Linked DNA regions of Mus musculus: region 2 is linked to region 1. A link is a contact called in ENCODE Hi-C or POLR2A ChIA-PET data. All regions are on one chromosome and are shown on one strand. The core of a region is the stretch at or near the end of the contact, and the rest is flanking DNA. Distances in the headings are between cores, read along the strand shown.

The links. Hi-C counts contacts between places; a loop is a spot of excess contacts on that map. ChIA-PET counts read pairs that join two places held with the same protein, here RNA polymerase II (POLR2A).
Region 2: a map of T-helper 2 cell shows a loop between it and region 1 (2.1-fold over the local background). The contact joins the promoter of Cd27 here to the promoter of Lag3 in region 1. A Hi-C loop is called at or near these places in 1 of 37 maps with a recorded cell type or tissue (T-helper 2 cell). POLR2A ChIA-PET finds 5 or more read pairs at or near these places in 1 of 5 experiments (embryonic stem cell).

Annotation. Positions count from the first base shown.
Region 1 is chr6:124,909,755-124,917,447 of GRCm38, reverse strand. It overlaps Lag3 (lymphocyte-activation gene 3), which reads left to right and starts at 5,743. Exons shown (of 8, transcript NM_008479.2): 1 at 5,743-6,154; 2 at 6,537-6,684; 3 at 7,052-7,344. The coding sequence starts at 6,097. It overlaps Ptms (parathymosin), which reads left to right. Exons shown (of 5, transcript NM_026988.2): 2 at 2,459-2,530; 3 at 2,735-2,813; 4 at 2,982-3,040; 5 at 3,216-3,773. The coding sequence ends at 3,266. It overlaps A230083G16Rik (RIKEN cDNA A230083G16 gene), which reads right to left and starts at 585. Exons shown (of 2, transcript NR_152158.1): 1 at 266-585.
Region 2 is chr6:125,233,020-125,239,844 of GRCm38, reverse strand. It overlaps Cd27 (CD27 antigen), which reads left to right and starts at 2,818. Exons shown (of 6, transcript NM_001033126.2): 1 at 2,818-3,088; 2 at 3,241-3,372; 3 at 5,151-5,330; 4 at 5,529-5,591; 5 at 6,084-6,203; 6 at 6,414-6,825. The coding sequence starts at 2,953. The coding sequence ends at 6,535. E130112N10Rik (RIKEN cDNA E130112N10 gene) reads right to left here. Exons shown (of 2, transcript NR_015604.3): 2 at 1-1,184. Mir8113 (microRNA 8113) reads left to right here and starts at 5,033; the gene lies at 5,033-5,161.

The sequences.
Region 1 (7,693 bases), core at 4,494-6,993:
GGACCCCGCTGCGCCCTCCCCCCGCTCGGAGCCCGGCGCTGCCTATCCCGCTCGGCACCACCGGCGCCCTCTAGCGGCCCAGCGCGCCGTGGCTCGGGCCTCACCGCCCGGCCTGCGCCCGGCCCCGCCATCCCCACCCCTCTCGTGCCCTGCCTGCCGCGCCCGCCTCTGCCCGGTCCGCCTTCTCGTCGGAGAGCGGCGCCTCTAGCTTCCCGGGCCCCATGTCCGAGCCGAGCCCCCAGGTCTCTTGCCACTATGACCTCACCTTTCCTCTGCTAAGCGGTTTGGGATCCTCAAGTGTAAACAGGACTCTCCCGGGAGGCTACTCCTCGGCTCCTCCCCTTGCCGCCCGACCGTCTGTCCTCGTCCCTGAAGGGCTGCTCCTCTCCACCCCCCCTTTTTAATTTTTAAAAAAATTTTTTGCCCATCTTCATTTGTTCTTCCTCTACTACCGATTTCCATTTTTTTTCCATTATCGCCTCCCCTCATGTTGAATTTCTAAAAATCAGAAAGACGGAGAAACGAGCCTTCGAAAAAGCTGGAGCTCAGCATCGCCTGACCATACGTCAAGCTATCTTTGCTCTCAGCAGCTGCCTTTCCCGGCCTCATCCCTTTGCCCTTGTCTCTCTTTCAGCCTTCCTCTAATTTCCCCAGGGAAACTGCGGAGTGCCGCTTAGGGAAATTAATGCGGCCAGGCTTGGGGGCTGGGAGCCCAGTCTTTTTTTTTTGGGGGGGGGGGCGCAGTATAGTTCTCGAGGTCCAAGTGGAAGGAGGGAGCTGATAGGATGAAAGGCAGTGGGAAGAGGGGACATGTGAGATCTGATAAGGTGTGCCTGTGTGGCCCTCCGGTGGGTTGTGCGGTGGCATGTGACTTCACCGAGTAGGCGTCTTTGTATGTCTGAGATCCAGCGAGTGTGTGGGACCGCCCGTGTCAGTTACATGTGTGCATGCGGAGACTGACTGAGATGTCCTGGAGGCATGTTGTTGCTTTGTGAGTGGCTACAGTGTGCTCCTGTGAGACTGTGCCAGAATGCCCAAACATTGGGCCATGTGTCTACAGAGTGAGTGGGTGCTCCCCTGCAGATGTGTGAGTTGGTGTTAGCCTGGGTGAGCTTCTGTGCCCCTGGAGAGGCCAGAGAGCTGCTTAGCAGCTGGGGGCAGGTCACATACCCTCCTGGACAAGAGATCATGGAAGGACAGTGACCAGGACAGGACCCAGGAGGAGAGGGGCCAACCCTGTGGACTTTGGTCTCTGGTATTCTCTCTCCCTTCCCCTCACCCCTCCATCAACCGCAGTAGAAAACTCAGGCCAGGGCCTGGCTCATGCTAAGCTGACTTAGTTCCTGCCTGGCCCGGGAGTGTATGAGAAAGCCCACCTGGTAATACAAGTGCCCAAACCCACCATGTGACAGAGAAGGAACGACAAATCAGAATGAGGAACCATGTCTGGTGTGAGAGGGTCCAAGTGTTTTGTGCTCTTCCTGAAGGGAGAAGGGAGTGGAGTGTCCTCAGGCCAGTCATTTTGGCACCTCTTCTACCTCAGTCTTGTTCTAGAAAGGACACGTACCTCTGGGGTGATCTACTTAGGAGAACTCCGGCCCACTTGGGATCGTGTACACAGAGTTGCATACTAACGTTAGATAAGAGCGGAGGAGAAGGTGGCCCCTGCCAAGGAGACATGGGATCTGTATGGGGTTGGAAGGCTGGTGTGTCCAGAGGGGCTTACCCACTGTCAGAATAGAATAGGACCTGCTGGGCTTTTGGAGTGAAGGCAGACAGCCTGGTGGGAGGGACTCTGGGCAGGTAACTCCCACCTGCCCGCCCGCCCCGGCGCACACTTGTTTGTTGTGCTTCCTCCTTCCTTGGCGGCAGGAAGGTGGAGCGCGCAGGGAACGCCGAGACTGGTTAGATTGGGGATAGAAACCGATGTGGGAACACGTTAGGGTGATCGCCACATCCCTGTGCCGTTAGGCCAGGTAGGAACAGGAGGATTAGGGAGACACAGCAGGGAAACAAAGACCCCAGAAGCTGACGGAGAAGCTGGGAGTGATGCCCAGGAGAGAGAGTACTTAGGCAAAGGCCCCTGAGGTAGACAAAAGGCAGAGCGGGGGCAAGCAGAGAGGGTGAGGGGGTGGGGCAGCCAGGCTGCCAGCAGATGGGGGATTTGCTTTGTGGAGCTCAACTCTTAAGCCAGGGGAGGTTCGGAAGAACTTGATGGGGTGGGAGCCTCAGCGACTCTGGCCACTTATCATCACTTGCCCACATCCCTGGGGGCCCTAGGGGACAGAAGTCTCTAGTATCAGCCAATTATGGCCCATATCTAAGGACCGGAGGACTCCAGTTGTGTCTCAAACTATGGCCACCTTCACTTACTACCTTTGACCTAGCTGCAGAGTTGGAAGCACTCGAGGGCTGTCTGTCATCCTTGCTGAGAGAAAGGTGACCTTCTGTCTTGCAGGACCTGAAAGAAAAGAAGGACAAGGTGGAGGAGAAGGCCGGCCGGAAAGAACGGAAGAAAGAAGTAGTGGAGGTGTGAAGGCAGCAGGGGGAAGATGACTGCGCTTGCCCAAACATCCTTCCTGCCCCCCTACCTTCTGGGGGTGCTGGGGTCCTGCCATTCTCTCGACCTCTTCTCATTCCTTCCCTACCCTGAGACTCCTAGGCCCCTTTACCACCCAGTGAGTGGCAGCACAGCTGGCTTGACATCCATCACCCCTTGTCTTGGTCCCCATAGGAGGAGGAGAATGGAGCTGAGGAAGAGGAAGAAGAAACTGCAGAGGATGGAGAGGATGATGATGAAGGGGATGAAGAAGGTAGGGATGGGTAGGGAAGGCTGGGCTGCAAAGTTGAGACACAAAAGAGCAGAGCCAGGGAGCAGTTGAAGACTGGACACTGGGATAGAAAGGGGTGGGTGTGGGTGTACGCGCGCGCGTGCCCAGAGCCTCCCAACCTTCCCCAGTGACTTGTTTCTGGCTCCTCAGATGAGGAAGAAGAGGAGGAGGATGAAGGCCCCGTGCGGAAGAGAACTGCTGAAGAGGAGGTTTGAGCTGGGTTGGAGCCTGAGGGGCTGTCAGGAATATATCAAGGGCTGGGTGGCCTTTGGATTTGGACCCAGGTCCTTGTGGGTAGCATGGATAGGCAGGGGCCAGAGCAGGGCCAGCAGGAACGGGGAAGTCTCCTTTGTACAGCTACTTCAACTCTTATCCTCTCCACAGGATGAAGCAGACCCCAAGAGGCAGAAGACAGAAAACGGGGCGTCGGCATGAACCCCTGCCCGTGGGCTTGGGGATGGGAGGCCCCTCAGGTCCTGGAGGTGGGGCGGGAACACACAAATCCAGCCCCCTTTCTCCTGGCTCCCTGCTCTGGCCCTGCCCCAGAGCTGTGACCCTTGTCCTTTGACCCAGCCTCTCATTTCCATCTCTCCAGACACTGCTCCTTCACCCTCACTGCCACCGGTCCAGCTCCTGACCCGCCTCATCTGAGCTCCCCAGCCAGCCCTCACTTGCCCTAGCATTCTTGTTCTTCTTTCCTGCCTTCCCTCACCATCCCATATGTTCCGGTCCCTGCGAAGCCTCTCCTTGCCCTCTACACCCCGAGCCTCTCAGCCTGCCCTTCTTTCTCCTGCCTGACCCCTGGGTCTCCCTCAGATTCCCTCCTCTCAGACAGCGCCAGGCCGGGGTGGGGCTGGGGTTGGGGCCAAGCCCCGAAGCTGCCCCCTCCCCTTTTTGTATAATTTAATAAAGAAACGGTCGCGCTTCTGTTTTTAACCCGTCTCCTGCTTTCCCGCAGTCCGGTCAGTGCATGAAAGGGTGTAGAGGGCGTGGCTGACCTCATACCCAGATTATAAGAGACATGGCCAGTCCTCGGAGTGGGAGCTCAAGGTCTTCCTCTGGGGGCTGACATACGTCCTGTTTTTGGGCTCCTGGGGAGGTTTCTCCTCAGCAGTGCACACTATATCATGTTAACTCACGTAAGATCTAGACTCTGCTGAGCCCAGTGGAAAGCTTCCAGCTCCATTGTGCTGAACCAGGCAGATAGAAACAGGAAGTCCTGCCCCCAAGGTGGAAGAGGCTGTTAGGCCCATGTCTCAACCTAGAGTTTGGAAAGAGAACTCCCAAGCATGGACACATTTTTGACTCGTGGGAAGCAGAGTTCTCATACATGGGCGGCAAAAGACTCCAGAGTTAGTTATCAGGCCTGTCTCCTTGTCATCGTCTTCATTTTCTCAGCTCAGCTGAGCTGGGGAGCAAAGGTTGTTGGGTTCCTCTAGCCTGCCTCAGTTCCTCTTGTTTTATAGTCTTACTACGCAGCCCTGGCTGGTCTGAAATTCACATAAAGCCACCTGCCTCTGCCTAGTAAGTACTGGGATTAAAGGTCTTTTTCCCTTTTTATTTTAAGTTTCATTTTGTTGGCATAGCATCTACTTTGTAGCCAGGGATGACCCTGAACTCATGGGCCCAAGCAAGCCAGCTTCAATTCACCCCACCTTCCAAAATCTTGACTTACACATGCCACTGTTGCTGACACCTTGGTCTCTCTTGAGTTTTCCTTGCTATAAGATTCCTGCATTATTCCATCTCCATAGACCCTTGCCTTCATTTTTTTCTTAAAGTACAGAATCTTGGGGAGGAGGGAGGTTTTGAAGACAGGAAAACATCCTATTGTCAGGGCTGGAAAGGCCGTTCTGCAGTTATGAGTGCTTGTTGCCTTTCAAGAAGACCTAGGTTTGATGTCGAGCATCCAGATGGGGCGGCTCCCAAAACACCTGTAACTCCAGTTCCAAGGAATCTGACACCCTCTTCAGGCCTCTGAGCATTCACACAGGGTGGGGAATTTATGTATACAGACACATAAATAAAAGTAGACATCTAAAACAAGTTTCCCAGCCGAATGTGGTAGGTGGTGCATGCCTTTAATCCCAGCACTCAGGAGGCAGAGGCAGGCGCATTTCTGAGTTCAAGGCCAGCCTGGTCTACAAAGTGAGTTTCAAGACAGCCGGAATACACAGAGAAACCCTGTCTCGAACTCCCCCCCCCCCCCACACACACACATAAAACCAAGTTTCTCAGTGTCATCTTCCTAGAAGATGAAAGGCCATCCCATAATGCAAGTAGGGTTAAGGACTAGACAGCTTTTGCCTTCATGCTTCCTAATGTTGGCAAGTTATTTAATGCCTGTGAGCCTCAAGTCCCGAAATCTGTACAAAAAGGGGCGCGCATCAAGTTTCACAAGTTGCTTTACGGAAAATGTATAATACAGTTATATGTAGCATAGAATGAAGGTTAACACCGTGTGGCTACTATACTTTTCCACTGAGCCCTTACCCAGATCTGGTAACTTGTGGTATGGTGACACTTCTTGAGTACCTGTCCAAGAGATGCTGAAAGGCTAGGCAGGCAGACTGTAGGACAGTGGCTTTTTTTTTTTTTTTTTTCAGTGTTAATGGGAAAGAGCAAGTCAAGAAGAAACTGTGGGGACAGTAGAGGAAGCTTAAAGATACAGCTGTAGTTCTAGGCAGAAATGCTTGGCAGAGAGAGAGAGAGAGAGAGAGAGAGAGAGAGAGAGAGAGAGAGAGAGAGGAGACAGAGGGGGAAGAGGTGAAGAGGGGGCGGTAGGGAGACCCGAGTCTGAGGAAGTAAACAAGGGGAGTGCCACCACCGAGAGGAGGGCTCGGCTGCTGGGAATCAGCCCCCTCACACTTTCCACTGCGAAGCGAAACCCCGCGCCTTGGTCTGGGGGGGCGGGCAGTGGGGAGGAGAAGCAGAAGGACTGGGTCTGGAGGAGCAGCTCAAGTTCTAGCTAGCTGCAGTGGGTTTGCCTGCACTCTGCTCTGGGTCCCAGCCCGGGCCTCTGATCATTATCCATCCTGCTGTCTCCAGTCCCCACTCCTGGGGCGTCCTCTTCACCCTACATTCTTTCCCTCCGCCTCACCTCCTCCTTGTAGAACTTCTCTCTCTCTCTCTCTCTCTCTCTCTCTCTCTCTCTCTCTCTCTCTGTGTGTGTGTGTGTGTCTGTCTGTCTGTCTGTCTCTCTCTCCTCCCAGGACCTTTTTCTAACCTCCCTTGGAGGGCTGGGGAGGCCCGGGCCATAGAGGAGATGAGGGAGGACCTGCTCCTTGGCTTTTTGCTTCTGGGACTGCTTTGGGAAGCTCCAGGTAAGGTGGAGAGTCCAGCAGGGACCTCTATGGCTGTCTCTTTAGCTGTGGTGATATTCCAATGCTTTTGTTGAGGGGAGGGGTGTGTGTGTGTGTGTGTGTGTGTGTTTTGAGACAGGGTTTCTTTGTGTTGCCCTGGCTGTCCTGGGACTGGCTCTGATGACCAGGCTGGCCTTGAATTTATAGTGATCCACTTGCCTCTGCCTCCCCAGTGCTGGGATTAGAGGCGTGCACCATCACTTTGTATAAGGGCAGATCCCAAAGCTGCCTCAGCCTCCCTTCAACAGGGAGGCATGATGTTTCTTTCTTAGGAAAGCCAGGGCATTTCTCTATTCTCCAATCTCTTGGCTCAATGCCCTTGGCCTCTCTTTTGTTCCACTAGTTGTGTCTTCAGGGCCTGGGAAAGAGCTCCCCGTGGTGTGGGCCCAGGAGGGAGCTCCCGTCCATCTTCCCTGCAGCCTCAAATCCCCCAACCTGGATCCTAACTTTCTACGAAGAGGAGGGGTTATCTGGCAACATCAACCAGACAGGTATGAACTCCAAAGTTGAACAACAGAACCTCCCAATCCTGTCCTAATGGATAAAACCCTGTCCAAGCCAGTTTTGTCCTCTTTGTGAGCCCCTCTAAAGCCAGTAGCTCAGTGTCCTCTAAAACCACACAGCCTTCCTGTGGATTGCTCCCCACACACCGGCATCCTGTAGTGCCCCACCTCTCCAGTAGCAGATAGTGCTGAAGACCAACGGAAGTGGGGACAGGGGTAGTTATGGGGGAGAGGGGAGGCTGCTGACGGTCAAGAGGTCTCTTAGGCAGGTTAACTTTATCCTCAAAGCATGCTTGAGTGCATCTTCTTCGTGGCCTTATCAAATTTCTCAATCCTATTCTCTCTCCCCAACCAGTGGCCAACCCACTCCCATCCCGGCCCTTGACCTTCACCAGGGGATGCCCTCGCCTAGACAACCCGCACCCGGTCGCTACACGGTGCTGAGCGTGGCTCCAGGAGGCCTGCGCAGCGGGAGGCAGCCCCTGCATCCCCACGTGCAGCTGGAGGAGCGCGGCCTCCAGCGCGGGGACTTCTCTCTGTGGTTGCGCCCAGCTCTGCGCACCGATGCGGGCGAGTACCACGCCACCGTGCGCCTCCCGAACCGCGCCCTCTCCTGCAGTCTCCGCCTGCGCGTCGGCCAGGCCTCGAGTAGGTGGGGCCGGACAAAGGGAGAGAGAGGGCCTGGGAAGCAGATCCCTGCTTCCCCCGGGGCAGGGAGAGCAATGGCTAGGGGTTGTGATTTAGACCCTGTCTGAGGACCTCCAGAAGTGTAGAAGAAGGGATGGCCCCCTGATGGCAGGATGGAAAGGCAGGTTGGAAAGTGCCCCCTGAAACGCTCGCCTTTAGGCGGGGATGAGGGGGCTATGGAGAAATTGTATCACCCCACCCCCTTCCAACTCCCTTTCCCCCACCTACTGCGGGAGTGCCATCCCTTGTAGAGGTAGAGATGGGGAAGCACCTCTTCTTTGGGGGGCTAGAGTGATTCATCTAAGATATC
Region 2 (6,825 bases), core at 1,569-4,068, 330 kb before region 1:
AGACAACTTGGAAGGAGAAAGGAGTTGACTTCGGTTCACAGTGTCAGAGATGTCAACCTCTGACTGACTAGTGCCATTGCTTCTGGGCCTGTGGTGAAGCAGAACTTTATGGTGAAAAGGGTGTGGCAGAGTCCTCTCACTTCACAGCATCTAGAAAGCAGAGACACCGAGGGAGACGGAGAGAGGAAGGAAGGCCATGAGGATAAGACACACCATTCAAAGGCTTGATTCTAGTGAGCCACTAATTCTAACTTGGCCCCACTGCCTATTTAGCCATGTAGTCATCAAGGGAGTACTTCGTGGATGAAGCCTGCTTACCTCCCCATGGCACTGCTGCTCCAGCCATGAGCCCTCTGCGGTACACTTCATATCTACCTTGTTAGGGTTTCCATTGCTGTGAAGAGACACCATGGCCAGGGCAACTCTTATAAAGGAAAGCATTTCATTGGGGCTGGCTTACAGTTTCAGAGGTTTAGTCCATTATCATCATGGCAGGAAGCATGGCAGTGTGAAGAAGGCACGGTGCGGGAGGAGATGAGAGATCTACATCTTGATCCTAAGGCAGCCAGGAGACTTTCATCCACACTGGGTAGAGCCTGAGCATTGGAGGAAACCTTAAAGCCACAACTATACACTTCTTCCAGCAAAGCCATACTCTAACCAGGCCACACCTCCTAAAAATGCCACTCCCTGGGCCAAGCATTCAAGCACATGAGTCTATGGGGCCCAAATCTATTCAAACCACCACATTAGGCAAACCTAACACCAGTGTTACTTCAGGAGAGCCAGGCAGGCCCTGTCCCTGTCCTGAGCCTGTGGAGGAAGATAGACTTTGAACCTAGAGGTGGAGGCTTTAGATGAGGACACAACTCATGGTCTGGCCAAGATGTTAAGTTCTCTGTGCACTCAAAGCCTCTTTTTAGCAACTTTCTTTCTACAGTTCTTCAACGCCAGGTCCTATTCATTCCTACAGGGTCAGCCGTCAGCTCCCCGCACCCATGACATCTGTCTTCAGATTTATGACTAACGGTGAAGATGTTGGAGCCTGGGAATGAGGAAGGAAATTCCTTCCGTTGTAAAGTTGTCGCGGCCTCTGCTGGGCATGTGGTGGAGGGTGGTTTCCTTTAAACAGAACATGCTGCAGCTCCTGGCTCGAGTGGACCCTTGAAGAGCTGTAGTGGGGGCTGGGGAAAGGGAGGAGGGTGGAAAAAATGAAGAGACAGGAAGCTGAAGCATGAGATAGAAAGAACAGATCTAACATCCCCCAGGTGCGACCACAGGGCTGTGACATTTCACCAACACTATGGAAACAACTGTGAAGCCCCCAAATGAGACATATCCTTGAGATAAGTCAGCAGGGGAAAGAGTGGAGGGGGTTCAATGGCCCGTGCTTCTCCAGTGTAGCAACTCCAGCATCCTCAAATCAGAATTCCCAGAGGAGCATGAGGCTTAAGATGATGGCCCACGTAGGTGCCCACCTTCAATCCCATGTGCCCAGGGCCATGAAGAGAGATGGCTCAGGTACCTGAAGATACTAGTGACCAAGCCAGCCAGAAGCAGGAAGGATAAAAATGGGATTAGGTCAAGAAGGAAGTTTGGCAAAAGTTCCCCCAGGCAGTGGGTCACATCTGTGTCACAGGCTGGCATTAAGAAGAAATAAAACCAGGCTGGAGTGGTAGCTCAGTCAGGAAAGTACAAGGGCCTGAGTCTGATCGCCAAAACCCAGTTTTTGAGTTCATTTCTTTGTTTGTTTGTTTTGCTAAAGGATCCCAGGGTTTGATGGTCATCCAGCCTCCTCTACTAGGCAAGTTGCAGGCCAGTGAGAAATAATAATCTCCATCTTCTTTATCATCACCACCACCATCATCATCATCATCGATGTCCCTGAGGAATGAAACCAAGGTTGTCCCCTGACCTCCATACGCATGAACACCTACACACACACACACACACACACACACACACACACACACACACACACACACATGTGCACACAAGGATTAAAGGGACTTGATATCACAGAACAGAAAAAGACACAGGGAACACAGGGCTAACTCTTGCCCTCAATTGTATGCAATGTTCAAGAGCTTGTATAGCCAGAAACTCAAACCTCAGTTATATAAGGCTGGTTGTCATGACTCCTCCCCTTTATACATGCAATAGCTTTGCTGCGTGTGCTGTGTCCAAGCTGGGAATATAGCTCAGACAGCAGTGTTTGCCTAGGATGCAAAAAGCCCTGGGTTTCATCCCCAGTACCACATAAACGGGATGCGGCAGCACAGCGCTATGGCACCAGCAGCAGTGGCTTGGTAGCAAACCCTGCAACACCAGGAACACTCAGGAGAGGGAGGCAGAAAGATCAGAAGTCCCAAGTCATCCTCAGCTACCAAGCAACCTTGAGGCTACCTTGGCATATATAAGACCGTCTTCCAAACTGTTGTGCTTAGCCGTGTCACCCCACCTCTAATGGGGTGTTTTGTGGTACTAGTTTTAGGCAAAATCTGAAAATGTCATGATTTTAAAACTAACCTGCCCCTAGGAGCTTCAGAAATAATCTGTAATCTGCTCCTATCTGGTCACCTCTGGAAGGGCTGGGCTATGAGAGAGGACACTTGCCAGGGACAGATGAGGGCACCCAGCGTCCATCCCTATCAACAGGTCCGGCGGCTGTGGGTATTCATTACTGAGAGAGGTGCCCAAGGGGGGCACATGTCTGTGAAGCTCAGCAGAGCTGGGTTTACCCCTTCATAGTCTCTCCGGAGTGCGGAAAAGAGAAGGGGGTGGAGGCTGCTGAGAGAGAGACAAAGAAAACCAAAACAGCCACAACTGCCTTCAAAGGTCGGTTTACCACCCAAGTGGAGTCGCAGTGGCTGCTGCCCAGAGCACATAGGAGCCACCAGTGACTCGGTACAAGCAGTTGGGGCTCAGAAAAGATCTCCCTGGGCAGGAGCTATGGCATGGCCACCTCCCTACTGGCTCTGCATGCTGGGGACCTTGGTAGGACTCTCAGCTACCCTAGCCCCAAACAGCTGTCCAGACAAACACTACTGGACTGGGGGAGGACTCTGCTGCCGGATGTGTGAGCCAGGTAAGAGTGGGCCTCAGCAGGGTTGGGGGGAGACTGATATTTAAGATGACGGAGGTACTCAGAATAAGGCTGAGCTCAAGCAAAGTCAGGCAGCCTGCAGAGCCTAGAGCCAGCGCCTTGCCTGGACTTCCACCTGGCCCCTCTGCTCTCAGGTACATTCTTTGTGAAGGACTGTGAACAAGACAGAACAGCTGCTCAGTGTGATCCCTGTATACCAGGCACCTCCTTCTCTCCAGACTACCACACCCGGCCCCACTGCGAGAGCTGCAGGCATTGTAACTCTGGTGAGAGGGGCAGTGGTGCGGAAGGCAGCACTGAGAAAAGAGTCCGGGGGGCAAGGCCAGAGGGGCTGGCTGTGGAGTCAGAGAGCTTCAGCTGCTTCAAGGCCCATGGAAAGTGGAGCCCATGCTGAAACCCGGTGTGCCTTGGGCGAGGCATGTGGGGAGAGGTCTAGTGTTTCATGGGAGATATGCAGAATTCGAGGGATGGCTAAAAAGGGCTCCATGGATAGGACTCAGACAACAGAAGAATGAGGGCCCGTGCAGTCACGCACGTCCATAATCCCAACTACAAGGCAGGCTGAGGCAGGAGGATCACTGGATGATAGGAGTTCAAGGCCAGGATGAACAACATAGCAAGACCCTGTCTCACAAAAAAAAAAAAAAAAAAAAAAAAAAGCCAAGGAGATGGCACAGTAAGTGGCAACAGTACTTTTGCCACCACCACGCCTGAGTTTACTCTCTGGGCCACATGGTAGAAGGAAAGAATCAACTGGCAAGTTGTCCTCAGATCGTCCTATGTGTCCATGAGTACACACGAAAAATGAAAAATATATAACTCAGAGTGCAGGGGAGGGGCAAGGTAGTTCCAGAAACCCAGTTTCCAGAAAAGCAACGTCCAGCCAATGAGCAGTCTATGTTCCCACAGTGTACATGTGTAGGTCAGCTCTTATTTGGAGTTGGGGAATAACACCAGAAACCAGGGCATAGCAACCTTTTTGTACAAAAGCCTTTTGGGAGGAAAGCAAGTAGATCTATCATTTCTCTTAATTTATACATTTCTACTTTTTGCAAAGGAAGAGGTAGGATATCTGCAGTCTCTTTTCAAACTCCCCTGTTGCCTCCCCACCTATGCCAGGGATTTGGGAGGCCTGTGTTACCGTACACTAGAATAGCATAATTTAAAGAGGCCCCTTTAACAGTGAGCAGGCACTTTGTGTGTAGGGGAAAAAAAAAAACTCTTTAATTGCTGTTGCAAAAAAACCCCATATATATATACACATACATACACACACATATATACACACACACACACATATATATATATATATATACACACACACACATACATAACTGATTTTAATAACATTAATAGAGAATATGTTCTGGAATGTGGAGGCAATTGGCTGGTAAGTTCTAGTAACAGAACCATCCAAATGGTTAGTCTGAGACAAACACCTAACAAGAAAAGTCTTCTTTTGTGGGACTTTCAGATAAGTCCTACAGAAATATTACACTGTGCCTAAACCAAACTTGAATTATTTTCCAAGTGTTAAAAGTTTCATATAAGTAAGGGCAGGTGTGGTGGTGCACAACTTTAATCCCCACATTCAGGAGGCAGAGGCAAACAGGTTTCTGAGTTCAAGGCCAACCTGGTCTACAGAGTGAGTTCAGGGACAGCCAGGACTGTTGTTACCCAGAGAAAACCTGTCTTGAGAGGTGGGTAGTATATGATTGCCAATAATTAAAAGCTTTAAAGTAGTAGTGAGTAGGAAAGAAAATCATATAATCTTTTTCTACTTTCAGTTTCTGTGTCTGAGCCTGGGAAAGGTAGCAGGCAGAGAGGGGCAGGTGACAGCAGGGGAGGGGCAGGTGACAGCAGGGGAGGGGCAGGTGGGGGTGAGGGAGGGGCAGAGGGGAAATAGGTAAGGCGCGGGGAGTGGAAGAAATTCATACCCTGTGAGTGAGTCTCGGGGGTCTCAGGAGAGTCAGGGGCAAGTAGACACCCCAGGTCTCTAAAGATCTGTGGTGTCCTGTTTCTCCTGGCTCTCCTCTCTCCCAAGGTTTTCTTATCCGCAACTGCACAGTCACTGCCAATGCTGAGTGCAGCTGTTCCAAGAACTGGCAGTGCAGGGACCAGGAATGTACAGAGTGTGACCCTCCTCTAAACCCTGCACTGACCAGACAGCCATCTGAGACCCCGAGCCCACAGCCACCACCCACCCACTTACCTCATGGCACAGGTATGCAGCAGGCTGCTCCTTACCCAGTCGGGACAAGGCAGAAGGCTGCCTACCCAGCACTGCCCAGTCTGTGTTTACCCCTAGCTAGGTTCTGGGCCAGCATGTCTTCCTCCTGTCTGACTCCTGCAAAATCACAGGAAAGCCTGGGACATCCTGGGAGGTTTCCTGCTTGTGACTCGCTCTGTCTGTTTCTTCCAGAGAAGCCATCCTGGCCCCTACACAGGCAGCTTCCCAACTCGACTGTCTATAGCCAGCGGTCATGTGAGTTGTCTTCCTAATCCCCACTCCACAGAGAAAGCACAGAGGAAAGAGGCCAAAAGAACAGCCATGGGAAACCCCTAGGTGCTGGGTGAGGGAGAGGGGTACAGAGTTGGGGAGAAAGTTCGGTGGATAACTTGCTATACAAGGGTGACATAATACCCAGGGCCACAGGGAAAACCAAGCAGAGTATGGAAGCTCGTATCTGTAGCCCTCACATTCAGAGGCAGAGGCAGAGCCAGCAGAGCTCAAACCAGCAAGCTTCCAGGTCAGGGAGGAATCCTGTCTCAAGGGACTAAACTAGACTCCGAGAAAGACACAGAGACAGACAGAGCTGGAGGCAAAGGAGGGGGAAGCAGACTCTAGTTAGAGATTAGGAGAGAAAGGACTGGTCCAACAGGGGCAGGGTTACTCAGGAAAAGGACAGACAGACAGGGCTAAGGGTCCAGGGTGAGATGCCCCTCCAAAGCCTCGGTGTGCTCTTGCCCGTCACAGCCCATAGACCCCTGTGCAGCTCGGACTGCATCCGGATCTTTGTGACCTTCTCCAGCATGTTTCTTATCTTCGTCCTGGGTGCAATCTTGTTCTTCCATCAAAGAAGAAACCACGGGCCAAGTAAGACACAGGCCTTCCCTCCTGTCTCTCAGCTGTGCTACCCACACCTAAAGCCCCCACACCTACTCCACCCACCTACTCTGGCTCCTCAAGTGTCCTTCCCCCAGACTCCCCAAGCCCCCCAGCTCTCAGCCCTCCACTTGGGCTTTTCTCCTCTTTTCTCCCCTTCACCTTTCTTCTCTCCACTGCTGACCGATTGTGTTTGCACAGATGAAGACCGGCAGGCAGTGCCTGAAGAGCCTTGTCCTTACAGCTGCCCCAGGGAAGAGGAGGGCAGTGCTATCCCTATCCAGGAGGACTACCGGAAACCCGAGCCTGCTTTCTACCCTTGACCGGGTGCTGGTGGGGCCCTTTCTGACGAGGGGCCATCCACAGAGACCTCAATGGTGGCCTGCTCCCCTGTCATGGTCATCAGAACCCTTTCCTGTGAATACTCAACAAACTGCCCTTCTGAGACCAACAGGGACAAGAGCAGGATCCCAGTGTGTGGCCCAGCAAGCTGGGGAGACTCAGGCTCTAGCTATAAAGCACACTTACTCTAAGTGAAACCGTCCAGCTGACAAAACTACATGCCAGGGGTGGAAATGGCTCACCAAGGGCTCCAGAGGGGGCTTGGCAGTGA